2 separate regions of the Mus musculus genome follow, and region 1 is linked to region 2. The links are chromatin loops, found by intact Hi-C in ENCODE. Cell type or tissue: left cerebral cortex. All regions are shown on one strand. Each heading gives the region's core, and the rest is flanking DNA. Links, peaks and the distances in the headings are about the cores only. Region 1 has its middle 130 kb from the start of Gm32833. Region 2 holds the start of Gm32833 (a long non-coding RNA gene).

The links. Peaks named below come from ENCODE experiments on the same cell type or tissue, not always from the same donor. Only the 100,000 strongest peaks of a DNase experiment are listed, where the experiment ranks them.
Region 1: a loop joins it to region 2, with 5 times the contacts of the local background. A loop is called at or near these places in 4 of 42 quality-filtered maps.

The regions. Positions count from the first base shown.
Region 1 is chr13:42,527,390-42,543,845 of GRCm38, reverse strand. No RefSeq gene overlaps it. Among named protein-coding and RNA genes, the nearest start is that of Gm32833, 130 kb to the right of the region's middle. In left cerebral cortex, for the core only: a CTCF peak has its summit at 6,937; DNase peaks (open chromatin) are centred at 6,839 and 7,113; H3K27ac peaks cover 311 bases.
Region 2 is chr13:42,395,943-42,412,398 of GRCm38, reverse strand. It overlaps Gm32833 (a long non-coding RNA gene), which reads left to right and starts at 9,010. Exons shown (of 3, transcript XR_382264.1): 1 at 9,010-9,081. In left cerebral cortex, for the core only: no CTCF peak of the experiment used is centred there; DNase peaks (open chromatin) are centred at 8,627 and 9,000; H3K27ac peaks cover 1,478 bases.

The DNA.
Region 1 (16,456 bases), core at 3,811-11,810, 130 kb before region 2:
AAAAGAATATCACAATTATGTTTATAGTAGTAGAAGTGACAACTGGTGGAAGAGATGTGGAAGCAAACCAGATGTCTATTGAGAGATGGTACAAGCAAATCAAGTACAGATGTGTGATGCTATGTAATGCCATGGTAGGAAGGAATGCAACATGGCTGAGTCTTGGGGGTATTATAGTGAGATGAAACAGTCACAAAAAGACAAATACTTTGTGACTCTAGTTATTAACATGAACATCCAATATTATCAAAATCATAGAAATGAGTAACAGCAAGATGGTTACTAAGGACTAAAAGGAGAGGGATAGAGGGGACTTTTACTTAATGGGTTGAGTTTTAGTTCTGGAAGACCACAATCATGTCAGGGTATTTAATACTGAACTATACACTTAATGTTGTCAGAGGTTTTATATAAAATGTGTGGGGTATTTTGTTGCCATGGACACACAAAATGCATCCAGTTTGAACAGCAGATGATGAACACTTCCCTGTCTACCTTGTGAGGTTTATAAGCATCAGATGAGATAGTGAGCAGACATATAAAATGATTCATGGCCAAGGATAATCACTACAGTATTGGAGAGAAACAAGGGTTTACCAGGAGAAGGCCGTCTAAGCCACAGTGCATAACTGTGTGCTGAAAAACAGCAGCTTAAATACATACAGAAATGACGACAAGCCTGTCTGTATGAGGTCTCCAAGAGGTTAAATAGAGGAAAATATGCAGAAAGAGAGAGAGAGACAGAGACAGACAAACAGAGAGATAGAGACAGACAAAGAGAGAGACAGAGAGGGAGACAGAAACAGAGACAGCGAGAGCACTGTATCTTTGCATAAGAACTTGGATATTATGAACATGTATTTGCATGCTCTTCTGTTTTCATAAAGGAATTCTGGAAGGATCCCAAATGCACTCATAAAATACTTACTTGCACCGAGAGGAGGTGTGGCAGACAACACTGAACAGGAATGAGAATTTTCAATGTTTTCCTTCTTAGGTTGTTTTGGTTTTGAGACATTGGATTGTACTGATTATTTTCTCAAAGCCACAATACTTTTAGTGATTAATAAAGTAAATTATTATAGTAATACAAGTCAAGTGACTCTTTTCCTCCCCTCTCAGGACCTTTCATGATAACCCTCTGATTCCTGACATTCAGCTGGAAATGAGGTTGATGGGGTCTATATACTTTCTCATCCCATTGATAACTAGATCTGTTTGGGCTCATGAAATCAGCCAGAAGAACACTGCCCTAATCCCACAAGTGGGACAGAGGAGAGAGGGAGGCTGTTTTTATGTCACACTGACATTGCAGAGAGTAACACCCTATGGGGGTGTTTCATGGGAAATTGATCTCCACAATGGGGCAGATAGTGGCTTTGTCTCTTCTAAGATAATTTGACAATGTCTAGAGATACTATTTTTTTTTATAGTATGGCTGGAGAGTGGGGCTGATTCTGAGTAGACATCAGGGACTAAATATCAGAAATACATAAGACAATGCCAGGAATACATAAGACGGCTCTCACAATAAATATTATCTGGTCCAAAAATTCAATTGTCTTGCTGAGGATAAGAGATTTTCTCAGAAGCAAAGGCATTTTATCTAAGGTGTTTGGAATAACAGAGCCTTAAGGTGTTTGGAAAGAGTGTAATGGTGACATGTTAGGACCAGGGGAGTTGGGGAGTCTGGTCAGAGACACTGTCCTGTTCTTTTCAAAGCATAGCTCTGTGTGCAGCAGGTCAGCTCTCCAAATCCTTTCGCTGATCACAGTAGAACACCGATTGAGGCAACAATTTGCTTATTTTCACCAATTAAGTAGTTTCTACAATATGAGCTCATTCTAGCAACTCTGCCTCCAATCTGGTTTCTGCTACTATAGCTGAGACCTTTTTAAGGTCAATATTGTTACCACTGAGTTAACACTCTCATGTGCTCTTCATGTATTTTAGAACAATTTGGGAAGCCTGCATTGTTATTCTCTGTTTTGTGCTATGAGCTTAAAAAGCTACCTTTTATTGTTTTAATTACTATAAGCATAACTATATAATATAGAATACACACACACACACACACACACACACACACACACACTTTTCCTCTCAACAAAATTTAGTTCATCTTATTTAGCACAACTTTATGGTAAAGAAGGTATATGCTGTGATGGCCAAGAGCAAGTTCTATTGACATCAGTTTTGATTTTACTGGGTCCTTGCTATTTTCTTCTTAAGTTCTAAGATGCCCAGCACCCATTCTGTACAAAACACTGCATGCATTAGACATACAAGGATGCATTAGACATGGCTCATGGGTTTTGAACTGTAGTCAGAAAATAGCAGGTATCCTAGTCTCATAAAGATGGGTAATGAGTGAATAACAGAAGGAGGGTGTGTAAAGTGTTTCCCATGCTAGAAAGGCTGACTTGAGTCAAAAGATATTGTCCTTGTAGTGGCAGGTGAAGGATAGTTGGGCTCAATTAGTCATAGTTCCTTCAAGACTGAGATTCAAAGGAATCTTGATGAGTGAGGAAGAAATCTGTATGTCAATGTGGTGATTTGAATACACTTGGCCCACAGGAAGTGTTACTATTAAGAATTGTAGCCTTATTGGAGGAAGCGTGTCACCATGTAGGGAGGCTTTGAGGATGCCTCGTGCTCAAGTTCCACTCACTATGGAAGAGGAAGTCTCTCCTAGTTGTCTCATATCAAGACTCTCTGCACCATGTCTGTTCAGACACTGCCATGCTTCCTGCCATGATGATAATGGACTGAACCTCTGAACCTATAATTCAGCCCCAATTAAATGTTGCCCTGGATAAGAGTTGCTTTAGTCATGGTGTCTCTTCATATCACTAGAAACCCAAACTAAGATGGTCAGATAGGGAATAGGGTGAATAAGTAAGTGGTCCTGGAATAAAAGAGCAGTATTCACCAACCTTTGTTATTGGTATCTGTCATTGTGGGCTAAACCTACAGAAGGAACTTTTCTGGACTTCAGCATGTTTGTTCAGGAGAGCTGTTTAATTACAACTGTGATACCCACACGTACAGAAGGATGCTTTAGGAAGAGGGCTTGAGGAATCTGGCTGTATAGAAATCTGCAGTTATTAGATATGGCATCACCATCACCTGGGAGTTTGTTAAAATATTATATAAATGCTGGTACTGGAGAGATGACTTGGAGGATAGGAATGCTTCCTGCTCTTCCAGAGTTCTGAAGTTTGGTTCTCAGCACCCAAGTAGATTGGCTAACAACTGTCTATAATGTCAGCTCCAGGGATCCATGGCCTTTCGAGTGCACGCACATGCACATGCATACGCACATGCACACACACACACACACGCGCGCGCGCGCGCGCACACACACACACACACACACACACACACACACACACACGGGGCCTGCCATAGAGTGTGGTTGATACATCCAATGGCACTCCATTGGTGAAAATGGATTTTTGTTCTCTCAGTAGCTATGAACTGAGAATAGCTTCATTGTTAGGGGTGGAACTTTGTGCTCAGTTCCTCTCTCAATGCTGGGGCTTTGTTTGGCTCCAACTTGTCCAGGCCCGTGTGACAGCTCCATTTTTATGACAACCTACAAGACATGTCTTTCTAGGTACCTCTCTGGCATACAAACAAATACTTTAGGGAGATAACCAATAATCTAACTCATCATTTTCCTTTCTCTTCTCCAGTGCAGGAAAGGTAGAGTCACAAGGATGTCTCCAATTGTAATACACATTGTGAAGTACCATGCGCTAATTGTGCCACTACTGTGACATTCTTATCTGATTTTTCATATAGAGACAGGCCTTGACTTACAAAACCTTGATGTGTAATTTTTTTTACTTACCATGGTGTCAAAACATAGCGCAAGGTTTGATTTGGTTTTGTTGTTGGAACAGCCACACACAATTCCATCCTTGCCCCTGAGAGTGTGCAGTAGCAGTGACCTCAGCTCCCAGTCAGCCTCTGATACTAGGATAAAAAACTGACACTCTACAGTGTGCTGTGTAACTTAGCTAGGATGCTCCACAAGTTATAGGTACTAGATACAGTTCAGAGATGTGCTATTTACAAAATAACGTGCTTTAGGAAATAACACCACTGTTATTCAAGGAACATGAGCACATTAATGTATCTTTTTAAAATCTTATTTTATTTTCAATGTCTCTTGTGCTATTATTTTAATGCAGCCTATGAACATCTCAGTGTCAAGACGTTACTATTTGTTACATGTCATACAAAGCTGGCTAGGATGAGGGCATTTGTCACCTCTCTATGAGTTTAAATATTCTTTCCCAGTTAGCATAGCAGGACTCCATGGTCCATCTCTCATCTCTGGCTTTGCTATGGAACAAGCAGAAGTCCTTCAGGCAGGGGATTAGGTTGTCCTTAGCCCCCAGGATCTGAAAAAGTGTACATGCTAAAGGGTTTTGGCCCTTCTGGTTCCAGACCCCTGGGTCATTCCTAAAACATGGAACAACAATGAGTTTTTCTGCCTACTTCATTGTTGTCTCAAAAATATTTCCCCATTTGCACAGGTGTGTTTTACAAAAAGGTGAATGTAATGTGAATCATATTTCTGTCCCAGGCCAATATTTTATGGACGCTTATTGAAATTCTTCAGAACAAAAAAACTGGCCTCACCTGCAAATCTAGTTTGAAATCAGATTTTTTTTCCTTTAAAAATGAGTTATCTGTGTCCATCTCCTTGAAAAGGTGAGCCCTAGCAAATGTGTGGGAAAGATTTACCTGCCTCCTAGATTACAGATGTCTGCCACCACATCTGGCTTTATATATAAAAAAAAATTGTTTTCATTTTAAACTCTGTGTATGTGTGTTAACTGTCTTTATTCTCTCTCTCTCTCTCTCTCTCTCTCTCTCTCTCTCTCTCTCTCTCTCTCTCTCCATATATGTGTGTGTGTGTGTATTGTTATGGTTATGTGCACATAAGGGTGGATGTGGTGCCTTGGAAGCTAGAGGCATAATACTTCCCCACCTTGCTCCTGAAGATGGAGGTCATGGGCCATTGTGAGCCACCTGATATGGCAAATTCAGGTCCCCTAAAAGAAGAGCAATACTCACTCTTAGCTGAAGAACTAACTCTCTAGTCCCCACATCTGGCTTTTTGCTGGATTCTAGAAAGCAAACTCAGGATATTAGTTTGGAAAGCAAGTACTTTACCAACCGAGCCATGTCCCTAGCACTGAAGCATCTTGGTACAGGACTCAATATGTGCTGAGATTCACCTGTGTATGATCTTGTGATATGCTAAATCTCCTCTTACTACAGACCAAGGTAAACAAGTTGTGCAACTAGCACAGTTGACATGAGTTAAGGAGAAAGCCAGAGAATCACTACCCCAAATTAGTAACCAGAGGTGATGTGTTTTCATAGGCAAATATCTGATATATGGGGCTAACAACGGAGCTTTGGCAGTAGACTTAACATAGCCAAGCTTGTGAAAACACAAGTAAGCCAAACCACACCACTACATACTAGGAATTTTTGGAAACATAGTGGAACATTCCAAGATAAAATATTAGGTCATTTCAGGGCTTGAGGTGGGGCATTCAGAGCTCAGTCAGTTCTCAAATGGTTGTTGTTGATGATGTTTTCTGGAGATCTACCATGTGTACTTGGGTAGTAGGAAGAACAACGGATGACTCTTCAGGACTTGTTAAGTATTTTTTTTTCCATCCAAGTACTTATTGAGTGCCTACTAATTACATGGCCCTATGGTGATGAATCCTGGGTTGTAATGGGAAAAAATAGACAATGTCCTGCATGCATCAATCTGTAACCATTGTTCTGCTCTGCTGGATAGTTTGGATTGAGTAATTTTTCTCTTCTTGCTCTTGGCCTCTAATTTTGTTAGAAGAAACCATCTAATTCCAAGCGTCTTTAGACTCAGGGTGTCTGTGATCTAGAATTGGAGAATGGGTACTTCTTTGTGAATGGGAAAGAACTGCAATGTCCAGAATTTCTGAAGTCTTAGTGTAGTGAACCAATATGAAGGGAACCTGAGGAATTTGAATGCAGCATTTCCACAGGTATGACAGTGTATGAGTTTGGGGACCTTTTTGTGTGAATGGAGATAAAGGCTTGGGGTCATAGGTATATCCCCCATGTTTTCCCTCCTCCCTGTCTTTCTCCTAGTGGCACATGAATTCTGAGCTTCAAAGACCTTCCAGAATGATAGTTACACTCCTAACCATATGTTTTTGGTGTTCAACAAGTCTCAGGACTGCACAACTTATGCCATTTAGTAATTCATATTGCTCCTTTTTGAGATATTTCACTGGGTAAAGAAAAGGGAAGCTACTGTGCTTCCTCTCTAGTTAGAAGCTCATCATGTATGCTTCTTTGGAATCAGTCCATAGCTGTGCTTCAGTGACCTGGAGTATGAGGTGGATAATAAACTCCAAATGGTTTTCTACTGTTTTTGTTGGTGGTGGTGGTGTGTGTATGTGTGTATGTGCACACATGTGTGTACACTATGTGTGTATATGTGTACATATGTGTATATAGATGTGTGTGTATGTGTGCATGTTGTTAGGAACACAAGCTTAAAATGTTTCACCAAGTTTCTGTGCATATTGAATCAAGTTGTTCTGAATTTCCATGTTCTCAGGGTCAGCCTGGGTTCATCCATTAATACAAGGAACACAAATATATTCTCAGTGCCATCACTGACTTGATATTGAAAGAATGAAACCCCTACAGACACAGGACCTACCCAAAAGATAGCACTCCCCCACATCACCACATCTCCTTCCTGGACTCATTTGCAATTTGCAGCTTGCTCAGGAATTGCACCGCCAGTCCCTGAGGCTCTGGACATCTGTTTCCTTACCACTCATTTCATGTTCCTTTTCATTTCCCCAAGCTCCTTCTTGCAAAGCATCCGCCTTGACACCAGGGAGCAGAGTCGAATGTGGTTATTTTTAATTCTTGCACAGCTCTGTGCAAACTTCTTTAAATTGGGACAAATATTTAATTTTTTTTCAGAGATTCACCAGAGACTTATTACATAGCCTAAAAAGAGCATCTGTGTAGAAAAAAAACATGATGTGGTATGTTTGTGTCTCTTATGAATCCAGGAGAATGAGTCAGTACCGCAAAACCGTTAATGAAAGCAGTGGCTCATTAGAAAGTGGTTACTCTAGACTGGAGTGTCTGGGAGATAATTTTGGCTCTTGCCCGTTGGTTTGCAATGCTTTGTTTTAGATAGGAGCTCGGCTCTATGAGAATAAAATAGTCAAAGACATTTGGTAATGGAGAAAATGGTCCAAGTTCAGGTAATGGTTTCTCAGCTATTTTAATGGGAGTCCTAACCTGCCTGTTGTTGTTTTGTTTTGTTATGGTAACGAAAGAGATCCTGAAGGACTGGCCTTACTTTCCAACTGGATTTGGAAGACAGATAGATGCCCTGTATTTACTGCAGTTGGTGCTACATTTAAACTGTTTGTAACTAGCTAGCAAGCAAGAAGACAGGGAAACTAAGGCACAAAATAATATGGACAACGATCTGTCCATACACTGAGTGACCGGCACCCTAAGAAACAGGTCCAAGCTACTTGACTCATCACCTGGAGCACCCAATCTCACTAATGTGGAGTGGACTAGGAAAGGGACACACCTGGGTTCAAATCCCAGCTGTCACTTGGATATAAGGTGGCCTTAGTAAAGGACTTCCCTGAGCTTCTGTATTCTTCTAGGTAAAAGTATGGTAATAAAACCCATCTCAGACAGGTGCTGTGAGGCTAATAAAGCGATATCCCATTAATTCCATGTGTGGAGTGGATCTGAGAGCTTAATAAATGATTGGCATTTATCATCATATCTCCTCCATCAGTTACTTTTCTTAATGGTTTCCACTGTAAAATAAACACCCAAAGAAACCCTGAGCATTGCTATTGGAGTGGCTTAACAGTACTACATATATGAATGACAAAGGCAGAGCACTGGCATAGGGCAAGAACCTGGCTGCTAAGCATGGGACCAAGACTCAGCCACACTAAATGCACTGAGAAACCTGACCAATGCAGATGCGGATGCTCAAAGACATCCATCAGACTGAATGAACATGGGGACCCCAATGGAAGAGTTAGGGGAAGGACTGAAGAAGCTGAAGGGTATTTCAGCCCCATAGGAGGAACAACAATATGAACCAACCAGTATCCCCCCCCCCCAAGAGCTCCCAGGGACTAAACCACCAACCAAAGATTTCACATGGACGGACCCGTGGCTCCAGCTGCATATGCAGCAGAGGATGGCCTTGTTGGGCATCAATGGGAGGAGAGGCTGTTGGTCCTGTGGAGGTTTGATGCCCCAGCATAGGGAGATGCTGGAGCAGTGAGGGGAAGTGGGTAGGGGAGCATCCTCATAGAGGCAGGGGCAATGGGGGATGGGATAGGGGGTTTGCAGAGAGGAAACAGGGAAGGGGGGACAACAATTGAAGTGTAACTAAAAAAATAACCAATAATAAAAAATAATAATTAAATCAGTCTTTCCTCGGTCCCCCATTCCCTCTTTCTTTCTCTATCTTCACACATCCTCCTCCCTCCTTTGCCTTCTGAGTGCTTTCCATTTTAAAGTTAAAACCTGGTTCCGGTCATTACTTATTGCTCATGTCAGATTATGGAATTTAATTGTTCTTTTTTTATATCATGCATTACTTTCATATGTAGCATTCACATTTTTACTTTTTAAAAACCTTTCTTCAGCTTCTCCTCTTCATTTCCTATGAACCTGTAAAATAAGTGTGTCTTCTACTGATGAGGTCAAGGCTTTGGGACAGTCATATCCTAGAGAGGTATTTGTCGCCATTTTCTGACATATTAATTTTCTTAGCAATCTATGCTCTGAGATTTCAACTTATATTTATTAAGCCCAATAGATGTCACATTCTTAAACAACATCTCCTTGGCAATCCTCTCATGGGACAAAGGAGAAGAAACACTTCTCCCCATGGCCAGGAAGTTTTAGATTATTCTCTAACCCCAGGGAGCTATGTTGAGCTCGTCAGTAGAGGACTGGAGATGCCCATAAGGGTGAACACACATAGTTCACATCCTCTCTCGGAATGCATTCACATCCTCTGTTCTCGAATGCATTGTCTTCTTGGCTATTGGAGAATATATTAGGCATGCTCTAGAATTTATACCCAGGGACTGAGGGTCTGGCTCTGTGGTTAGAAACCAATTTCTATGCAAGCAGGAGGTTTAAAACCAGGCTGAGTTGGATGTGTCTATAATCCCAGAGTTGTGGATCAGAAACAGGCAGACCTCAGAGCCTTGGTGGCTTACCAGCAGAGTTGAAAGGAAAGCTTCGAGTTTAGTGAGATACTGTCTCTCTGCCTGTACATAGAGGACTGTCTTTCTCATATCTTCCTCTGGCCTCTATAGAAATATATGCCAATACACTCACACATATGTACCAAACATACATTTACCAAACAGACCACATGACACAGGGAAGTTATATACAACAAGAGTGCAAAGGGCTTTGTTTTTTTGTTTATTTTTTATGTTTGAAATAAATATAGTTTACTAGTAAGGATAAGCAATAAGCCAAATGAAATGTTGGGGATTGGATCTGGTGCTGCTTTGTATTCAGATGCAAAATTCTGTATCCCAAGATCTGGCTGCCCCAAGACATGCGACCCCCCCCCTCCTCCCACACACACACACGAGCTTTTGTTGTGCAAACCTTGCTCCACAATTTGAAACTATTAGTTAAATAAAGGCAGCTATGGCCAATTACTGGAGGGAATAGAGGTAGGTGGGGTGTGCAGGTAGGGACCACGAGTGGAAAAGAGGAGGAAGAAGGAGAAGAAAGAAGACAGAAGAGAAGAGGAGGTCTCCATTAGATATATTAGACCGGGAACAGGTGACCGAGTGAAATGTTCCACGTCCCCCAAGACAGATGGCTGGAGCGGTAATAACCTGGGAAGACCCAAAGCAAGTGTCTGGGAAGCAGAGTTGGGGAAGTAGCTAGTCTAGCCATTAGAAAAAGAGGCCAGGGTAATTTACCCAGTAATTGCTCTAAAGATAAATAAATAATTCATAGTCTGAGCGTCATTCTTTTGGAAACAAGGCAGGATACACATAATTCAATTTGCTTTACAATGAATGATTAAAACCAACAATGCTCTTTCTTTAAGGCTCAATGAGTTTCTCTTTTGTTGTTGCTACTGTCTAGTCCGCAGCCATTTACACTGATTTTACAATGCAGTCTTGGACTGCCTGTACTCTAAACCAACACTTGCTAAAATGTGGTGGACATGAATGCTACCTAAATTCTATGTTTTACAATGTTAGGTTCTTAAATCATCCACTGGGGCAAAGATGGCAACCTCCAGCCTCCTTCACTCACGTCTACACCCAGGGGGATATCCCCAGCAATGTGGTCGAAGTTTATTTTCCAAATCACCCCTTAGATTTTTCTTACAAGCACACAGATGACCATAACTACTTTGTCGAGTTGTCCTTCTTTTTCCCTATCTGATTGAAATATGAAAGCACCAGGTTCTAGGGGGAAAAAAGATAGAGCTACTCTTTTATTACATCGAAGTGGACTTTGAGATTGGTCTTAGCTCACATGAACACTTGCCTTTCTCCAAGTAAGTTTAAATTTGTCATCTACTGAAGCCATCTTAACAACTAGAGTAAGATGGAGGAGCTCAGATCCAAGGTCCACCACCCTTCTTTGATGATGGATGATGGAGAAGGGGCTTGTTTAAAAGGCCACTGCTGATGCAGAGACAGAGAAGCACTCACATGTAGAAGCAAGCCAATGTGTTCAGCCAACAAGATTAATGCCAACCAAGACTTTGTGCTTTGCTAGGAGTGACACAATGGAAGGCCTTGCCCCTTAAAGAAGCCTGCACGTACCTGGGACACAGAGCCTCAGTAGAGCCCGGTCATATGTATCAGTAAAATGGGACACTTTCTTCCTGAGAGTTTCTAGAAGTGAGCTTAGGCTATTTACTCCACCAGGATGGCAGTCAGCCATACTGGAGAATATTTACAGTCACAACAGTGCCTTATTGTCTCGGCATAAGAACATTTGTTTAAATATTAAACAGTGAAATCTTGCCTGGTCACTAAAGAGCTCTAGGGGGAAAAAATCCAGGACGGAAATCAGTTAATAATCTTTGACTGCCCAACTGAGTGGCTTGAATGTCATTTGTCTTAATGGCATGTCATCCACCCAGAGGAAGCCCTGTGCATCACAGTCCCAGCTTCGTTCGCACACAATGTTTACAACGCCCCCATGATACGTGCCTTGCTTCTCTGAAAACGTGCAGAGGCTGAGGAAAACCGCTCCGTTGTCTCAAGTCCTGTTCCGAACAACCTTGCAAGTCTGGATTTGTAATTGCTATTTGCCATGCAGGATAGTTCGGCCCATGAGAGATATACTGAGTAAAAGTTATTTTAGAATCAGATATAAGTCAACTCAAATGTACATGCTGGCTGGCTTTCCACTCAGCCCAGTTCCTCAATTCAATTCAATTTAAAAACACCACTGCATGCCCACAGTTAGCTTATGGCCCCTTTAACAGAGTGGGGAGGGGACTGTGAAGGCTTAGCTGATACACATGCCATGAGAGGGGGTTATACTGTAAGTACTACAGTATTCTCTCCCTTAACTTCCATCTGAGAGACCTTTCCCAGTGTGACTACGATCATGTAGCTCAATGACATACTCTCAAGGATTTTCATGTAACTTCTCTCAAACACAGTGCTAAGGAAGAATGGTTGTCAGGCCACGTTTTACCGAGAATTCTGATTTGATTGGTTGATGAAGAGTCAGTGAATGCTTAAACCTCTTTCAACAAGAGCAGTCTGTGGGTAGCACATTGATGAGATGTGGCTCTTTTGCTAAATGTAATTGGTGCTTTTGAATCAAAGAGCAGCCATTTGGATTTAGTGTATCTTACAAATAGCTTCAGATATCATTTCTTAGCTTCTTGTTAGTGGTGTGACTTTAACTTGTAACTCAGATAAGGATGGTCATTCCAGATTTTTATCATTTAAACAGTTATTTCCTGAATACCTATCACCTGCCAGACACATGCTACGAGTGACAGAGGACCGGGATCCCGGAAGTGAAATGATGAAGGATGTTAGAAAGAACAGACCTGAATGTACCATATGCTGTTGGTGTAGGATTTGATGACAAAGTCATTGGTAACCTAGTGGAATGCTAGGGAAACCCTGGGGAGGGTGTAGGGCTGATAGGAAAGTGTTTGGATTAATGGGAGAAAAGAATCTGACAAAAGTTTGGGAGGAAATTTGCTTCATAGAAGTGTTAAGAGCTGTAGCAACAGGAGAAGTTTTTAGTGACGAGAAAAGATTTAGTAGAGTGGAATGAAGTCATGCTTGTAAGACAACAGCAACCAGCAATAGAAACAAACAAACATACAGACAAACTAACAAAAAAGTAGCTGGTGCTACAAAGAGAGGGAGAAGGATATTTTGCTCACTGTTTACCTAGAAGCAGAAACAGAAAGTACAGAGCAGGTTTATTATCTAAGAACAGTTATGGTGCTTGTCATAAAACCATAGAAAGCAATGGAAACCAGAGTGTGTACGTGAGGGATTAGAAAATAAAGCTTTCTGATTCCACAATAGCATACAGGTCTTAGCTGGAGCACTTTGAGTTTTATCCTAGAGATATCTAAGACTATTTTTCTATGAAGATTTTCTTTTCATCTAAGAGGTTTAGGCTGTAGGATGTCTTGGCTGAAAGAAACATGCTGTTAATTAAAGTAAACTTGAGTGATACATTTTTATTTTTTGAGACAAGGTCTCATTATGTATCCCTGTTTGACTTGGCTATGTACGCCAGGTTGACCTTGAACTCAGAGATCTTCCTGTCTTTGAGTCTGGGTTTAAACATGTGCATCACTATATCCAGCCATTATGAAATATTCTTAACTATAAAATTGTGTTACCATTGACTACTCTTCTATGATTTAGATGATTCTTAAGAAATTGCAAAGGATTAATAGTACAAACACAGTGAAATACTGTGTGTGATATGAATGGACATTGACTCAGTCTATATTAACAAGATTTTACTACCTTCTAAGGGGTGAGATCATTTTACATCTTCATATTTTGCAGAAATGTCTGTAAGAGCTACTGAGCTCACCCATTACAATTGAAACTGACACTAGACAATGCTTCAGTGTGGGATCAATCAAATGTATAAATTTTTCATCATATTTTTCACAGACAATGGACAAATGGACATGTTCTAATGGAATTTCATTTGCAAATGTGAATTTACAAAAATCTGGACTTGGTCAATGGGCAGTCATTTGCCAACCTCCTAGTAGAGGTTGGTTTATTTAAGAAAATCTCATAGTTTTAGATAATATCACATTGTGATGAAGTCTTTGGTACCCTGAGCTGTCTCAGGGGTCAGTTACCCTATTTTGAAAAGCGACCTGAATCATGGTGTGAGCTTCTGACATGAGAGACTATCCCAGCTAAGTTGTCATGTCATGAAAGTTGTGCGAGGTGATTCCCGATGACCTTGTTTCCTGCCCTTGACATCTTTATTCCTATTCAATTGTTTGTAGAATGGGGAGTCCTGCTTCATCGGGGGATGGTAAAGGGCAACCATTCCTTCTGTCTTATTGGTCTGGGCTCATTCTTACTATGACTGCTTCATAAGACACTTCCTCTCAAATCTGTCATTTCTTCTGCCTTGTTCAGCCATCCCCACACTTTCCTCGTCTTCTCCACTTCACTTTTACCTCCGGCTGGTTTTCTTCCTTCCTTCCTTCCTTCCTTCCTTCCTTCCTTCCTTCCTTCCTTCCTTTCTTCCTTCCTTCCTTCCTTCCTTCCCCAGTCTCTTCTCTGCTTCCACATCACATATATAATACTGGCTATATGTATCTGTATACAAGGTAGGATCCACAAATGAGAAAAAAAAACAAGCAATATTTGTCTTTCTAGGTCTTAGTTCATTCACTATGATGATCTCCAGATACAGCCATTTTCTGGTAAGTAGCCTAATTCCATTTATTTCTCTGGCTGTGTAAATCTCTCTCTCTCTCTCTCTCTCTCTCTCTCTCTCTCTCTCTCTCTCTCTCTCTCTCTCTTTCTCTCTCTCTCTCTCTCTCTCTCTCTCTCTCTCTCTCTCTCTCTGTGTGTGTGTGTGTGTGTGTGTGTTGACTTTTTAAATAACATTTGTCTGTTATGGCAGATTCTATAATATGGCTGTGACAATAAACATAATTGTACAACTTAAAGACCTGTAGGAATATAACCAGAAATAGTATAGCTGGTTCATATGGAAGGTCTGCTTTCTGTTTTTGGAGTTTCCATACTAACTGAATCCATTTATAATCTCCCCAGCAACATCTGAGAAATCTCCTCTCCTGTACACTCAACAGTGTGCATATTTATTCTGTTTTCTTAATGATAGGCATTCTGAGTAGAGTGAGATACAATCTTAAACTAGTTTTAATACGAATTTACTGATGTCTAAGAATGTTGAAATTTTTCATATGGCTATTTTTATTTCATATTTTGGAGATTATTTATTCATTTTATTAGCCATTTTATTGGGTTCTTTGGGCTTCTATGACTTATTTTTTAAGTTCTAGTTATATTCTAGATATTAATCTCCTGTGTATATATGTATAGGTAGCAAAATTTTTTACCTACTTAATAGTGTGTCATTTCATGCAATTAATTGTTTTTTTTTCATGAAGAAGCTTTTAATTTTGTGCCATTCCATTTAGTATGTGTTTATGGCTATGTCTTAGGATTTCATTGCTGTGAATAGACACCTTGACCATTACAACTCTTATAAAGGAAAACATTTAATTGATCTGACTTATAGATTCAGAGGTTTAGTCCATCATCATCACAGAGGGAAACATGGCAGTATGCAGGCAGATATGATGCTGGAGGAGCTTAGAGTTCTATATCTTGATCTTCAGGCACGAGAAGGAGATTGTGTGCAAAACTGGGTATAGCCTGACCATAGGAGACCTTAAAGCCCACCCCATAGTGAGACACTTCCTCCAACAAGGCCACACCTACTCCAACAAGGCCACACCTCCTAATAGTGCAACTCCTTATGGCCAATTATCCAACCCATGAATCTATGGGGGTCATATCCATTCAAACCACCGCAGACAGGTTCTTTGTCACCAGTGTTGAATGTCAAATTCTCCTAGTTGCTGTGATATTAAGCAATTCCTGTCCAACCTCTTCGTTCTACTTTGATCCAGATAAAGGCTTCAGCCTGCATGTGGAGATCTCATATAGTAATTTCTTTGAAAGAAAAAGTTGTATGAGTTTTAGTTCTTGTTTCATTATCACAGCCAGTAATCAAAGCCATCATATTGAGGGATCATGACTTGAAATGGAACCACTGAAGTTAAGATATGATTTGGTAAAGTGAAACTATTCTTTGACCTCTTTACACAAGGGTCTATCAGGGTAAAAACAGGACAAATGAATTTTCACTTCCTCTTTACTTCTAGAAAGAGTGCAGATTGATTGAACTACACGTCACCTAGAAACTGTGTCCTTAAAACTAGTTCTCACAGAACAGGACCGAACAGAAATGACACATTTCTGTACCCAGCTTAACCCTAAATATCATAGAAGCCCCAGAAAGAATTTTTCTTAACAAACGAAGGCAACCCAACTTGCTTTCATTCTCTGCAAAATTGACCTTCGAGTTTCAGCATTGGGAATCTACATCATCAGAGTAAATGACTGATATTCTTGAACTTACAGACGATATGGTGACTTATAAACAAGATGAAATGCCTAAAAATGCCACGAAAGGAAACGCTATTTTAAATTCCTTGTCATGAAGGAGAAAGTCGAAGAGCAGAGAGGTTAAGCATCCTATCAGTTTCAGGATCCTTCTGAGTTATCCCATGCTAGCATCACAGATGCTAGGTAGGGTCAACCACACTTTCCTGATTCCCTCAGTCCTGACAGACTGTGCTAACAGCATCAGATGGTTTTATCCCAGGAATTAGCCAGCACATGGTGAACAGCAGAGGTTGCACCAACTTTCAATGAATGCTGGCAAGAATAAATACCATCAACGATATTAGGCAGAATGAACAGCTGGCTAAGATTTATAGTATTTATAGTAAAGTGGAGTCTATGCTGGAAGGGGACTCAGGGGCAGACCCTGCATTTTACTTCACTTGTACTTAGCAGCACTTGATCCTTCCAATGGCATAGCTACGTTATGAAAGAATAAAACACATGAAGCCAGTAAGATGGCAGAGAGGACGCAGGAATAGAGGCCAAGAGAGATGTGGGGGCTGGGGGTGGGCTCATTACACATTTTTGTGTTATGTATTCCTCCTTACGTCACTGTTTTCATGCTCCTTCCCCTTCTAAGGACAAGAGAATAGAGTCTGGAGCATCTAATTTCTGCTGTGAGTTAACAA
Region 2 (16,456 bases), core at 5,481-13,480:
ATATATATATAAATATATATTTATATATATATATATATATATATATATATATATATATATATCCTTCCATCTTCCATTTTGATATGCTTAGCATATGTTGTCTTCCTGGATGTGTGAACAAGTCTGTCTCTGTGTCTCTATCTGTTTCTTATACTGTTTCTGGGTCTCTTTTTCATCTCTTTGTTCTGTCCTATTCTAATATGTTACTTTTGTTCCATCTTTTCTTATTTTATTATTATCCTTTAAATTATCCGTTAGAAACCTGCTTGTTTTCTAATGACTGGAAAAGCGGTGGAGGGCTGGATCCAGATAGGAGAGGAGGTGGGGAGGAACTGGGAGGAATAGAAGGAGGGGAAAGTGTAATCAGTATATATTATATAAGAAAAATCTATTTTCAATAAATAGAAATTTTTCTTTTTAAAAAAAGCTAGGATATATAAAAAAAGGTTGTGGGTTTTTTTTTGTTTTTTTTTTGTTGTTGTTGTTTTTTGTTTTTTTTTTTTGTTTGTTTGTTTTTTTTGAGGCAGGCTCCTAATGAGTGGCTGAGACTAGCTTTAAAACCATAATCCTCCTGCCTCTGCATCCAAAATGGTGGGATTATTGGGTATACATTGTTATCACACTTGACTTGGAAGTTTGGTTTTGATCTCTCCATGACTGTCCCGTGTTGTTCGGGAGTGAAGGACTAGGCTTCCACAAAGCTAGTTTTCAATTAGAAACTGGCTGTGCTTGCTGGGGTAGTTAAGAGGTAATGACCTGTTCATCAGCTTCAAATATTTTCCTCATATGTTAAGTCACGAAATCATATATAACTTAATGTCTTTGCTTCAGCCAGTGTTCTGTGACTGTGACACACTAACTGGAGTCAGCCAAGTTAAAAGGGAGAAAGGTTTATTTTGACTCATGAGTTCAAAGGTTTCAGTTCATAGTTTCATGATCCTGTACTTTAGCTGATAGCCACACAGTGCCTTGGGGCAGGTAGCAGACGGAGCTTGTTTACTTCATAAGAGCTAAGTAGTGAAAAGACAGAAGCATCAAGCCTCTGGGTCCCAATATCTCCTTTAAGGGCATTCCCCAATCACCTAACTTCCTCTCATGAGTCCCAGCCTCCTAAAGATTCTACAAGTCCCCAGTATTAGCCTGGTCCAGGGCTGGTGCCCAAGACTTGAACACATAGGCATATTGGAGGAAATTATAGAGCTCTACTCAAACAATACTTCTTCAACATACCAGGGTTGTGGGTCTCAAGAGAAAAGATGAGCAAGCTAGTCCCATACTTATGATAAATGACGTACGGAAGATACATGAGGAAGATACAGCTTCAGCAGAGTGTGGCCAGAGCTGTGACAACAAATTTCCCCTGGATCTTGAGGAAGAAAGAGAGTAGGCAGCACTTGGGGAAGACTTCCGGCACTGAGGGCTCTCCTCTCCATCCCAAGGGGCAGGACTTAAGGACCAAGAGAACAGAGATGGTAAAAAGAGGTACCATCCATGTTTTCTTTTTAAAAAGCACATCCTTAGTCCTTACCCACAGACTCAACCATTCATGATTCTTCCTCTGTACCATCTCTGCTTCTGGGATCTTGCCTCATCCTTTATGGCTTGATCATGGAAACCGGACTGAAGAAATGACAGACACTGAAGAAACGACAGATGCACATAGCAAAAAGTTAAGAGTGACTGGGATGTGCTCTGTCTGATACAAGGCACCTACTACGCTGCCTGGAGATTCAGAGAATTTATTACTTACAGTGTAAGGAAGAGGGTTAGGTAGTCCCAGTGTGGGAGCAGTCTCGGGCTGTAAACATGCATCAAGAAGACGCTGATAGTTGATACTGGTAAATCATAGCAAATGTATACATTTGGACCAGAGGAGGCTTTGCCAACTCTCTGTGAGTCTTACCCAAGAAAGACTTTGCTATTTCCTGGCCTGTGGAAGACCACATAAACCTGGGTGTTAGCAGCATGTGTAGGTCCATAACACTCTCACCGAAGTCCTCCCTGACCATCTTAGTTCCCAAAGGTCACACAACTACAGTAGAGCTCTTTCAGATCCTGAGGGCTGACTTAATGCTCCCAAACTGACCTAAACTTAAATTACTTCTATTTTTCTAGGTTTTATTTTTATTTCCCTTACCCCCATGTCCACCTCCCTCCCCCCTCCACACACACATACACATGTCACACACATTGAAATTTGGATCTTGATTTTAGACTGTGGTTGATCTGGTAAAGTCAAAATTAATACTTATACACTCTAAAAATAAGCCAAAAAATAAAACATTATTATGTCCTCATATGTCCCACAGGACTAGGAGAATCACTTCAGGACCAAAGGAGCACCTAGAAATAATTTTCTACCATGTGAATCCCCAAATGTTCAAATGGAGAAAATGTGGCTCATTATTTAATTTTGATCCTTTTCAGTTGAAAACAAAGAGAAACTGCAAAGCAAGTAGGAAAAAAAGTTCCTCACTACTCAGCGTTCTTCCAAAGTTAGATCCTAAGTCTTTATACCACAAAGCTTTAAACATCATCAGTAATTAAATGTCACCATAATTTTTGCATTCCAGACATTCTTGAAAATACCATCTAAGATATCTATCCAATCATTTCTCCTCTGAGACGTCACTACCGTTGTATATTGCTTCATGTTGGCAGTATTATCAGCACTTTAGCACAAAACTATTAATGACTTCATTAGTAAACATCCCAGAGTGCGTTTGCACAAACCTTGATGGTTTAGGTCAATTACTCATGACCTCTTGACTCCTCCAAAAGGTGTGATAAATTGAGATACATGAAGTTGCTATTTGAAAAATATGACATAAATGTATTTATGTCATAAAAGTATAAGCATATTCCAAAATAACTTTTATAATTCATTATAGAGCCTAGAGAGATGGTAGAGATGTTAAAGACATATATTGCTTTTGCAAATGTCCTGAGTTCAATTCCTAGAACCCACACTTACTTGTAACTTCATCTCCAAGAGTTCTGATACCTTTGTGTATCCTCCACAGGCACTACATTTATTTACATATACCCCGACAGACAGACAGACAGACAGACAGACACACACACACACACACACACACACACACACACACACAATTTTTTAAAGTACAACATAGTAAATACACAAAAGAGCAGCACAACTGTTTACTATCAAGTACTCTATACTATACATAATTGTACACTCAATGCAGTTGGTTGTTTACACTAGTATTACCCCAAGCACCCCTGCACTATACAATGTGCAGACTACAATATCAACAGACAGTGGGAACCTTTTAGCTTTATTATAATCTCCAGGAATGAATGCCTGACCATGGCCTGTCACTGAGTGAAACTTCATTCTGCAACATGTGACTGTTCTACTGTCACTTCTCTCTTAGAGATGACAAAAACTGAGCAGAAACAGTGATGAAGCTGCCCTGCCCTAGCCTTTTCCTTATAGCCAGGGGAGTCACATAAAATGTGACATAAACCTGGCTGGACAGGCCTGCTAGGGGAGCTAATCTTTATTGTTAACAGGACTTCTAGAAGGCAGAAGTGTACCTCTGGATATATCTGAGCGAGCATTTCCATGGAGAATTCACTGAAGGGAGAGCTCCATTCTGAGTGGGGGAGGCTTCCTCCCATGGATGAGGATCAGAGAGGGCCTATCTTCCAGCAGCGGTGATATGAACTGCTTGGTCCCTCCTTGCTTTTCTAATCAGCAAAGACTGACTAGACCCTCTGAGACCGTGAGCTAAGATCCATCCTTCCCACTAGAAGTGATTTCCATCAGGTATTTTGGTCCTAGAAGTAAAAGGCTAAAGGATATGCCCAGATCTTTTCCTGGGAAAAAGTCAGAGAACCTCACTGTAACTTATTGGACTGGGGGCAGCCAGTGATGGTTCCTGATTTGGATCCACACTATTGCACAGCTACCCCTACCCCCACCCCCGGCCCCACTACAGGAGACCTTTTGCAAGAAAATGGATGTGGCATGATTTCAAGGGATTTAGGGAATCTCTCTCACTGCGTGGCACTCATAGCAACCTTTTCCAGTTGTATGACCTCCAATCTTTCAAGGAAACATGAGACTATTGATCCCACAGAGTAAAAGCTACGATCTCCAAACGCCAGGGAGTTCCCCAGAGCAAGTATAGGTAGGAGGACTCAGAATCAAGAGAAGTTGGAAGGGGTCATACTGAGCACAGAATACAGAAACAGGGAGGGATCAGAAGGCAAAGCCTAGTGAATATCCAAGGTGCTTGGCCTGGCTCACCCTAACTAGGAAGCCTGGGCTTCACCCCAGATCCACTAACCTTAATTACCCTTAGAGCCTCGCTGGTCCTAGAACTGCATAGTGTCATTCCTTTGGTACAATGGAAGCCTCAGGAATCTGGACCGGCACTGGAGAAGTGTAGATCATCAGAGCCACATGATTTTAGGGGAGCCAAACCATTGTTGACCTGAGAGTTATACAAAACCCTTCCGGATGGAATTCACATCCATGCCATCGAAGCCTATTAAACCAATCCAAGCTAATGCTTACAATCTCCAGAAACATGGGTATCCAGGTCCCTGTCTACTAGTTAGGACTCGTAATTAGATTTTTCCTCCCCTGAGCCTACTTAGAAATTCTCTCATACACTTGCTAATTCGCCTAAGAGGGAGATTATTAAAGCACTTCAAACCATCTTGCTCTATTTGTAAAATCCTAATGCCCCCCTTTATTTCTGTAGTCTGTGGGCATGCAGGATGGAAAGGAAAAGTAGCTCCTCAGATGTGAGAAGCCTCTCAGGAGAAGAATCAAGAAACAAACAAATAAACAAACAAACAAAAGAAAACCCACGAGCATCAAAAACCAAAGCACTGACCTGGGATGGCTTCCAAAGCCAGCCTTCTATTCCTGCTGCTCCAGAGGCTCAGAGCAGACTCGCAGGCTGGAAAATAGGAAAGAGCACAGGGAACTGGAGAAAAGCTGCCTGGTATGATAACTTGTGGTTCCATGTCTCAGATCGTATGCTCCTCACAGGAAGGACTACATGGTTTTCCTTCATTTCCGGTCCATTGCAGGATGCTTGGCCTTGTTTCTCTCTAAGTTCATACAGCCAAGGTAGTGGTTGCTTCTATGGAAAATTGGAATAGAAAAATAGGCCAAAGGAGTTCTGCTGATTGGGAATTATTCTAAACATGTTTAAGAACTTTAACCTTAATAATAAAAGTGTAAGATAGATAGATAAATAGATACATAGATATATAGATAGATACATAGACATAGACATAGATATATAGTATATGTATGCTGGAATATAATATATGTATGATGGAATTTTATCCAGTTATAAAGAAATATGAAATTCACCAAAAAATGAATGAATCTAGAAAGCATTACATGGTGATCCAGGCTCAGAGCGACCAAACTTGCATGTTTTCTTTCATGTGGAGATTCCAGTTTCTAACGTTGGTCTATGTAAGAGGTAAAGGGGTCAGAGGAGGTCAGGAGAGTACTGGGACATATGTGGCGTCAAAGTTCAAAGGAGGCTACAGGGGCTGGAAGGAAATGAGGCAAATAGAGAGAGACAGAGGCAGTGGAAAGAAGAATCAACAAAACCCAATTTTGTTTGAAAGCATCAAAAGGAAACCTAATACTTTGTGTGCTATTTTTAAAATAATTAATTGAAAGGGAAGAAGTCATAAAAAGCAAACCTTGGGCTTAATTATACTTATAACTAAGCTCAAGAGCATGATGGAACTTCAGCTATGTCTTCAATCTGTTCCCACCTTTCTCACACCTCCAGATGTCTGGAGAACTCACACCATTAGACACTGGGACAAGTACCCAGTCACACTAAAGGGAAAATTAGACTTAGAATGGTGTTTTCAGTTTCTTTATAAAAAATAATGTCTTGGGGATGGAAAGAGGCTCAGAGTTTGAGAATAGATGCTGCTCTTGCAGAAGAACAGGGTTTCTTGTTTTCAGTAGTCACTTTAGATGGTCCATAACTGAGTGTAACTACTGTACTAGAGTGGCTCCACTACAAGAGACTTGACACTTCTTCTAGACTCTACTGTCACCCACACACATGGAAGTGCACACACACACACACACAAGATATATTTAAATAAAATTTTTAAATAGCTGGCATGATGACCCATACTTTTAATCCCAGTACTCTAGAGGCAGAGACAAGCAGACCTCTCTGACTTTGGGGGACAGCCGGGTCCACATAGCAAGTTCTAGGATGGCCATGGCTGCATAGTAAGACCCTATCTCAAAATAAAGCTATAAGTAATATCTGTCTGTACTCAAAATCTAGCAAAACCCTAAGGGAAAAAAATGGCAAGTCAGCTTATAACTCACTCAGAATACAAGAGGTTTTGTATGTTTTTATTGGATATTTTCATTTACATTTCAAATGTTTCCCCTTTCCAGGTCTCCCCTTCACAAACTCCCTAACCTGTCCCCACTCTCCCTGCCTCTATGAGAGTGCTCCCTCACCCACTCACCCACTCCTGTCTTCCCTCACTGGCATTCCCCTTCACTGGGGGATCGAACATCCTCAGGCCCAAAGGTCTCTCCTCCCACTGATATCCAACAAGGTCATCTTCTGTCACATATATGACTGGAGCCATGAGTCCCTCTATGTGTATTCTTTGGTTGGTGGTCCATTTCCCAGGAGTTCCTGGGTGGAGGTATGGCCTGTTTACACTGTTGCTCGCTCCATTGGGGCTGCAAACCCTCCCAGCTCCTTCAGTCCCTTCTTCAACTCCTCCATCAGGGACCCTTGAACTCAGTCCAATGGTTGGCTGGGAGCATCCTCCTCTGTATTTGTCATACTCTGGCAGAACCTCTCAGGAGACAGCCATATTAGGCTTCTATCAGCAAGCACTTTCTGGCATCCACAATAGCATCTGGGTTTGGTGGCTGTATATGGGATGGATCCCCAGGTGGTGCAGTCTCTGGATGGCCTTTCCTTTAATCTCGGTTCCACACGTTGTCTCTATGTTTACTTCTGTGAGTATTTTATTCACCCTTCTAAGAAGCACTGAAGCATCCACATTTTGATCTTCCTTCCTTTTGGGCTTTATATGGTCTGTGAGTTGAATCTTGGATATTCCTAACTTTTGGGCTAATATCGACTTTTCAGTGAGTACATACCATGTGTGTTCTTTTGTGATTGGGTTACCTCACTCAGGGTAATATTTTCAAGTTCCATCCATTTGCCTGTGAATTTCATGAAGTCATTGTTTTTAATAGCTGAGTAGTATTCCATTGTGTAAATGTACTATACTTTCTGTACCCATCCCTCTGTTGAGAGACATCTGGGTTGTTTCCAACTTCTGGCTATTATAAATATGGCTGCTATGAACATAGTGGAGCATGTGTCCTTATTACATGCTGGAACATCTTCTGGATATATGCCCAAGAGTGGTATAGCTGTATTTTTAAAATACATGTAGGTATAAGTATAGATCCTTGGTACAAAATTAGCCTCATTGTGTGAGGTGCTTTTTCTTAGCACTCTATCAAGAGCACGTCCCCAGGTTATAGGACATTATTTTCTTACAACATCATTTATATGGCTGCAAAATAAAATAAACCATGGTATAAATATATCAGAACTTATTTAAACAATTCTCTTGGGCACAGAACCCTGTTGTTATTTAAAAAAAATAAAAAAAACAATGTCATGTCATCTGGCAAATAAATCTTTCCCTTTGTTGAGATTTTTGTTGTATTACTAAGTTCTTGGAGAGAGCTCATTGGGTTGAAGATCATGAACACTTGCAGCACCTTAGAAACATACAGTCCAGTGTTCTTCAGAAAGCTGTCCTTTCTTTGCCTCAGAAGAACGAATATAGGATGTCACAGGAAAGCCAGCACAGCTTCCTCTCTCTGCTGTCTAGTCCGCCGTGTGGACAAGCTCAGCGAGTACGTGTCTGCTTTGTAAAGGGGACTGTCAACAGTCCTGCCATGGCTTTGAACTGTTAAGGACTGCCCTTACCTCATATTCATTAATGGGACTTTTTAAAAATTCAGTTGGACTTGTCCTAACTTGGATACTGAATATCTTAGTTCAAGTCCTAAGCCATGTACTAGCCGTGTGACAGAAGGAGGCAGATGATTTAATAGCCTGGACTGTTTTCCCACTGAGAAAATGAAGGACTTATCTTATATCTACATGATCTTTGTCTCCTCTGTGTCACTGTCTCTGTTTCTCTGTCTCTCTCTGTCTCTCTCTGTCTCTCTGTCTCTCTGTCTCTCTGTCTCTCTGTCTCTCTGGTGTGTATACTTGTTAGTGTATGTGCATGTGCACGTGTGTGCAGATGCATATGTATGAGGAGACCAGAAGTTGATGTCCAGTAGCCTGCCTCATTCACCTTCCACCTTGAAACTGTGAGCCTGAAGCTCAATTAGATTTGCTGGCCATTGCAGTTCAGGGATCTCCATGTCTCTACACCACTGTGTCCAACTTTTTAACATATTAACATTGGTTCTGGGAATCAGAATTGTGATACTTATGCTTCTGAGTCTCTCAGCTGAGCCAGCTCCACAGCTCCAGTATCTGACTTTCATTAAAAGATTGCATGACACACCATCTGTTTTAGAAAATCAAACAACATATCCAGTAGCACATTATATTCAGGGACATTGGCCTCAATCCCTGCAAAGTCCCAAGTCTAAGTTCCCTGAAATGTCTTGACCGTGAGAAATGGCTCAGTTTGACCTTCAAGAAGGACATTCCATATTCATCAAGGTCACATAAATTTTATCACCTCCAGTTGCTGCTATTCACAAATAACAACTGTGCATCTTACAAGCAATGGCACAACCTGCGTGTTCTTCCCCTGACAAGAGACAGAAAGCTACTGCAAGAAAATAGGACAGTTTATACCAGCCTTCAGGACTGTGACCCAAAACAATGTGAGAAGCAGAACTAGGTCTGGGGCAGGGACTGTGTCCAAGTCAGCAGCTCACTTACTCATCCTGAGTAGAAACACCATGTTCCTCAGTTTTCCATCTGGAGAACAGCCCAGAAATGATCCAGTCTCCTCGCCAGATTGAAGAGGCAGCTTTTGGAGGTGAACAAATTTTCTTGTTTGCTTTCTGTGGTAATTTATTATTCTCCTCACAGAATGGCAGTCTCTCCTGAGTAGCTGAGGATAAAGTTGCAACTTATTCAGAGATAATGTCTGCTGGGTATCAGCAGCTGACAAGTGGCTGGTTCTACACGGAGGGTTTTCAGGTTAGTGAGAATAGAAAACAGTTTAATTCTCTTTCCCACCATAATACTTACCATCTATTGATTGATAGAGTCTTGTGTTACAGAGACTGAGCTAAACACTTTATACTACTGGTTGGCTTAGCTGTTAAGATGACTGCGTTGAAGGCACTTATCTTACTTTTAAAGATGGAGTAACGGCTCAGAAAGAATAGGGAATGGTGTGGTTGGAAACTGACTACTGGTCTACCTGACTTCAAAGCCAATGTTCAGTTTGTTACATTTCTCCAGTTGAGTTTAAATAGTTGGTCTTCAGCTGGTGGTGATATTTTTTGAAATTGTGGAACCTTTGAGAAGAGGGGTCTAGATGGAGAAAGTAGGTCCCTAAGTAGAGATGTGTCTTGAGGCTTATAGTCTAGCCCTGTCTCCTGGTTCTGTTCTACTTTATAATGCTACTTACAATTTATCTTAGGGTTTCATTGCTGTAAGGAGACCCATGACGACAACAGCCCTTATACACAAAACTCGTGGCAGCATGCAGGCAGACATGATGATGGAGAATCTGAGAGTTCTACATCTTGATCCACAGGCAGCAGAAAGAGACTGGGTGTTACATTGGGCATAACTTGAGTATATATGACCTTAAAGCATGTCTGCCCAGTGACACACTCCCTCCAATAAGACTACACTTACTCCAACAAGGCCACACATCCTAATAGTGCCATTCCCAATGGCAAAACAAACACATGGATCTATGGGGATCATTCCTACCAAACTACCACATAATTCAATATGACGATCCTATGAGCTCTAATGGTATCTCTAGTTCTGTGTCCTCTTCTATGGCTGATGGGTTTGATTGACAGATGGATTTGATTGACAGAGGACCATTGCTTGGGGCTGGTGAGAATTTCCTGCATCCTCTTCACCACTCTTCTCTTCTCCTTCCACTCCTTAGAGCTCACCCATCTCCAACAGAATCCACTGGTTCTTATCAAACATTTCAGTTTCTCAAACCTCTCCTTTATCCTTCTTTCAAGGGAAGTCTGCCCTCTAATGATGCAAATGAACTATTGAGTTCAAACACTTATTTCTCAGAAATGAAGCAAAGGGTACATCTCAAGGGTACAGGGGTTGACTGGAGTGGAGCTCTATGGAAGCCCACCCATCTGCATTTATTGTTTAAAAGGAAAGGAATCTGAGGCTCAGGAAAGCACTTGTTCCCACAGTCCTAAGAGAAGGAGCTATTAAAAAAGGCAACATTCATGTCCCAGTGTGGATGATCCCTGGGATGACAAGAACTTCCTGAGCTAGCAACAGAGAGCAGCAAGAGGGAATCAAGGGGTGGCCTGCACTGGGTGAGAAAAAAGAAAACCTCAGCCACTTCCACAAAGACTCATTAATTTGCATTCAGTCGAGCAGAGCTGGAGAATGAATCCAGCCTTTAGTCTGTTTATCTTGACTGACAGCAGACAAGTCTCTGGAGGGACTGACTCTAAGAACTGTTCACCAATTGCTGTGAAACAGCATTTACCTGTCAGACTTTCAGTGAGGGTGAACTGAATGCAGGGCAAAGGAAATCTGCTTAATTTTCCATGATGCTCTACGATATGCTGCTAGAGCACTTCACTTTGGCTGCTCTTTACAGTAAATGAATAAATAAATATTTAAGCTTGTCATTATTGTGCTAGGTGTACTTTAAAAAGGAAAATCAGAATTTCAGGGTTGGGGGGTGGCTCCGTTGGTAAAGCTTTGCATGGATAGTTAACCTAACATACGTAGCAAAGTTCTAAGCCAATAGAAGAGACCCTGTCTCGAGCAAAAAAATAAAAAAGGAAGAAACATGAAGAATAATACCTTATGCTGTTCTCTGACCCACAGATGAATGCATACATGTACACATGTGCAGTGCACACATGCACGTGAGAATGCACACAGAATGTTCACTTATCTTTTTTCTTATACATTGTCTAAGGTCTTCAATATAAGCAAAACTTTATGTTCCCACAAAAGTATCAGAGATTCCCCTGCTGGCTTCCCTTCCTATTTAGATAAGCCCTTCTCATGGCTTCTAGATCATTGGGGTATTTATGTTTCAAGAGAAAAGTATGTATGGGATAGCTAAATCTAGGTGGAGTGATCATAGGGGCTTTCTCCAGAAGCTGGAGGACTATACCACTCAGCACCCCACCCTGGTCTCTATTTGCTCCATTTTTCATCACCTGGTACTCTATTGCTAAGTAACTGAAGGTGATTACCAGAAGACCAGCTGGTGTGTGTGTGTGGTTGTGTGTGTGTGTGGCGTGTGTATATGTGTATGTGTATGTAACAATATACATATGTATGTAATGGGAAGTACCACTTAGGAGGGACAGTTGCTGAACTATCCCCTTAAAAACACTGAAAAACTATGAAAGCTCTCCTGGACTCATTCACTCTTTTCTTACTTCTGATTGGAATGTGGATATTCAAAGCAGACTTCAATCAGCTGCTATTCTAATCACCAGCTTGGGGACATAAAGACATGTCTTAATTTTTCAGGAGGAAGGAATTGGATAAAGTTCCTGTGAAACTGATTAAACCTAAAAATATTCCATAGTGCAGCATCTACTAAGTATTACCTCCTGTAGCCTCCTTACAGTGGGACCAGTCTGTCCCTCCTCCAGGATGAAAGACTTTTAGAAGCCCTTTAGAACGCAGAGTGGAATTTGGTATTATCAATGTGCTGGTTTATCAGATATGAATTCATTTGTTTTTCTCAAAGCCACTTATCAGCAAGAACAGAGCTGGCTTGTCTACATCCGAATTGTGCTACAAACACCCTTTCTAAGTTCCCTAGGGTTCAAACATTTTTTTTTATCTTCCAGGGTTTTTTTTCTCACATTTGTTTGTGTTTTCTTAACCTCATACCTATTGAGGTGGATTTCTGGGTCAGGATCCCTGTAAAGACACAAGGAATGGAGGAAATGCCCCCAGTTCAGGCTGTCTGAGGACCAATTGTCTGGGTAGAGTTTCAACCCTGAAAGACCAGTGGACAGTTGGAAGTGAGATGAATTGGCTGGGGATGGCCCCAGAGTTGAGCCGTTCTTCATGCTACCAGTGTCTTTATTCTCTGTCTGAGAACTCTAGGTAATATACAGCATGAAAGGCAGGAACCAGCAGATTCCTGTGATATGTCCTGCATGCTAAACTCCTGTAGCAAGAGAAATAACAGGGCTTCCTTCAGTTCAGACCCATCACCTTCCTCCTCACCTTGGAGACTCCCATGATCTTACAATGGGTTGATGTAGGGCGACCCCACAAGCAATTTGTCTTCCTGTTCTCCTAGTATGCTCTGCTGACCACAAAGTTCATTTGTAGAAGGCTCACCATCTATCTCTGTCACAAAGAGGAACATGGAAGGCTTAATACAGAAAGGCTTCATGCCTTTCCACTCACAAACAAGAACTAAGCCACACACTGTAAAGGAAAATGCCTGTAATTGTATAGGAATCTCTCTTATGGTGAAATAATTGATAAGGTTTTTTTGTGAGTTATATTTAATGGTTAGAGTAGAGAGAAGTTTGTTATTTTTGTTTTGGGTTTTATATAATAATTCAATGTTTGCATCTTAATTTTTGTATAGACATGCATCTACACTCGATTTACATGAAAGGGTTATTATCTCCATGGACTGGCAACTGGTAGCCTCCACAGTGACAATTATTGGCATTTTCTGTGGGCTCTATCATGAGGCAAGCATTTTTCAGGCATTTTTTAAAAACAAAATGAAACTAAACCAGAGTAAGTTATCATACTCCTTAACCTTGATATCATTTTTCATCTCACTAAAGCATACACCAAAACTAAGGCTCTTGCTTTTTAATGAGTGTTAAAATGAACAAAGACCACACAGAAATTTATCACCATGTTATTCCCTTTTATGAAAGTGGCAAGAATCAACAGATAACCACTTAATTTCTTGGCAAAGTGGAGAATTATGGCTTATAAAGTCTTAAGTAAAGATTATAAAGATACATGGTATTTCAATAGTGTGTGACCAGACTCTTCTAATGTTTGTGCCACAACAGGAATGTTAGTTCTCAGGAGGAATTCACCTTGGGTTTAATGTAAACTTGAAGACATCTAGCCTGAGAGGTTGGATCGAGAGCTTTGCTTTGCTGAAGAGCATCATCTGTCCCTCCCCCCATGGCCTGCTGATCTCTTCAGCCACACTTACCTTGGACAGCCAGTGGGTGCCCTGTAGTTAGAGAACAGCTCCCATAGAAGACTCTGAACGTTTCATGACTGGCAGCTTAGAGGTGTGAACGAGAGGAACGTGCCTACAGGCGAGGTCCATGAAAGGCTATCATTTCCACACTTCTGCTGAAGTTCTCTGCGTGGAAGGATGTGCTAAGTTCAATTCCTTTGCCCACATTTGCTGTTTCAGGCTGGCCAGTGCTGAACTTATGGATCCTTCTTTTGCAAGCTAAAGTTCACATCAAGGAACACATTGGCCACCTATGTATAGATAACTTCATTTGGCTTTTTTCCCTCTCTCAGTGTTTTCTTTGCCTAGTCCTCAGATACTTACTGTCTCAATACCTAACCTCTGTGGGACTCTGCTTCAACCCCCTGTTCTGCCCTGCAGTGAATGCATGTGTTGTGGGTGTTTTGCTTTGACTACCTGGACTCCTGATAACTGACTCATGCTGCCTCGGGCCAGCAGCATATTCCCAGACGGTTGTCAAGATTTGCAGTCTTGACCCAGACTATGACCGCAGAGCTTCTGTCCTCAAACCCTCTGAAGCTGGGAGACCTTGGTAAGGAGGGTAGTGAGGTAACTTCCTTGGGAAGTTTTCATAAGAAAGCCTGGACAGACTTGCTTAGATAGCCTGAGTCTGGACTGGCACGGAGAGATCGCTTTGCAATTGTACGGTCCTTTCCAAAGTTACCACAAATACGCCAGTGCCACTGTAGAAGCAAAGACTATCTAACTATTTCCCTTTGTGTTCAACTTCGGAATTTCTGGGCCAAGATCCCTGTAAAGGCACTCAGAATGAAGGAAATGTCCAGTTCAGGAGAGCCAATCGTCCTTGTAGAGTTTTAGCATAGAAAGACCAGTAGACAGCTGGAAACGTGTGTGACGACAGGTGGACAAGGAAACCTTGAAATGTCAAAAAAAAAAATTAGTCTTTTTTCCCCTGCAGGCAATGTTGAACTGTCAAATCAGGGGCTCCATTCAGTCACCAAATACTTACAAATCCCAGGCAAGACACAAGTTACATACATCTACAGAAGCACATAAGGGGTGATTGACTTCCCAATGTGTGTGTGTGTATGTGTGGTGTGTGTGTGTGTGTGTGTGTGTGTATGTGTGTGTGTGTGTGTGTGTGGTGTGTGTGTGTGTGTGTGTGTGTGTGTGTGTGTGTGTGTGTGAATGAAGTTTTGGCAACTTATTCTGTCTCTACTGACTTGTTGGGTCGAGACCTGGTCCTCCAAAGTGAACATTCTTGCCTTTGCTCAAGTACAGGAATCAAACAATGGCTGCATTAAAGTAGATCCCCCACCTCTGTGGCGGTTTTGAGGCAATCCACTACCAATTCTCAGCTCTACCCTTTACTTTCTCTACAAAGGTGGGATGATCTCCTCCCTTTCCAAAGAACTCATCCAACACAGCTTCACTCATAGGTCTCTACTCCTGTAAATGCCCTACCGTGCACAGTTCCTGCATTTGTCTAGTTTTGAGCACCTACTCATTTTCAATACATGGGTCAAAGGGAACTAACTTCTGCCACCGAGCCTCGTCACTGTCGAACTTCGTGTGAACTCGCCTGAGTTGGCTTTTCTACATCTTTCTCTCTGTGTTCATGCTGTTGTTTCATAGTGTAGCAGTCATGTCATTGAAGAACGGGGATTGTCTCTTTGATATTTATTTTTAATTCAATTTTTCATTTACTAGTTGATTCTATCAGATTATTTAATTGACCACCATTCACTACCTATCCTGTGCAAACACAATAGAGGAAGATGGACTTGACCTAGACTCTCCATACCAGGGTCTTAAAATGAGTACAAAAACTCTTTACAGATAATGGATCTGAAAATAGCACAACTGATTATTGTCACCAGCAAAATAAGTTACATTTGTCTGCTAACATGGAACGTAGAGATGCCATACATCAGAGTCAGAAAGGCCAGGATGCATGTTTTAAAATGCAGTACACACCTGATGTGACCCCAGTTTCCCAGTAGCCACAGATAACTTTACGAGCCCCAGAAAATTCTGACTCTGTGTAAGACTCTGCTTAAGGCCACAGAAAGTAACTATTTGATTCTGTGTGTGTGTGTGTATGTGTGTGTATGTGCATGTGCGTGTGTGTGCGTGTGTGTGCGTGTGTGCACTGTTGATAATTAGTGCCTTGCTTTTCTCCTGAAGAGAATACTCACAAACAGAGCAAAAGAAATAACTTAGCTGCACTTCATCCTGGGAAGTTCTTCTGTTCTCCGTGACCTTCACCAGGTTCTTTGTGGAGAACACCCAGAGACCAGACATGATACAGCATATGGCACACGGAGTTATACTAAACTGAAAGAGAACGAAAGGTGAGATTTTATGTGTAATATCTGATTGGTGATAATTCACATTTTACCAAAAGTACTTCATTTGCTTCTGACAAAAATCTCACCTTCAACTTCTTCCTCAGTTCATTTCCTTCACCCCCAAATGGGCAGATTATTCTGTCGAAAAGATGTCTCCTAAGGCTCACAACTCTTAGTAGCTGATGTCACTCACACTGGTGTGTCTTCTCACTCTCCACCAAAAGTGTACTTTTTTTTTTCCTCAAAGGAGTCACTCAGACATGCCGCTTTCTAGGTTATCCCATGATGCCTCTGAAGTATAAGACCTATTTTTCTACTCACTATGCATGGTTCCTAATAAATAAGGTATACCTTTATATTGATTCATATAAAGTTTCCTCAGAAAGAAAAGTGTAAAATAATAAAATAAAGGCAAAACATATTAATTATCTTTTATTTCACTCTTTTACTAATTTTTTCCTTTAATAAATGGATTTTAGCTCCCACTTAAAATGTAATTAATTCCATCTGGATCCCTGGGTGTCACATGCTGGACCCCTGGGTGTCACATGCCTGTGATTGTGGTGCAGGATGGCTCAAGGTCAAATATACGGCCTTCAGGAACACCATCTCTTTCATTTATTAGTTTTAATTATCTGTATTGGTGTATATCT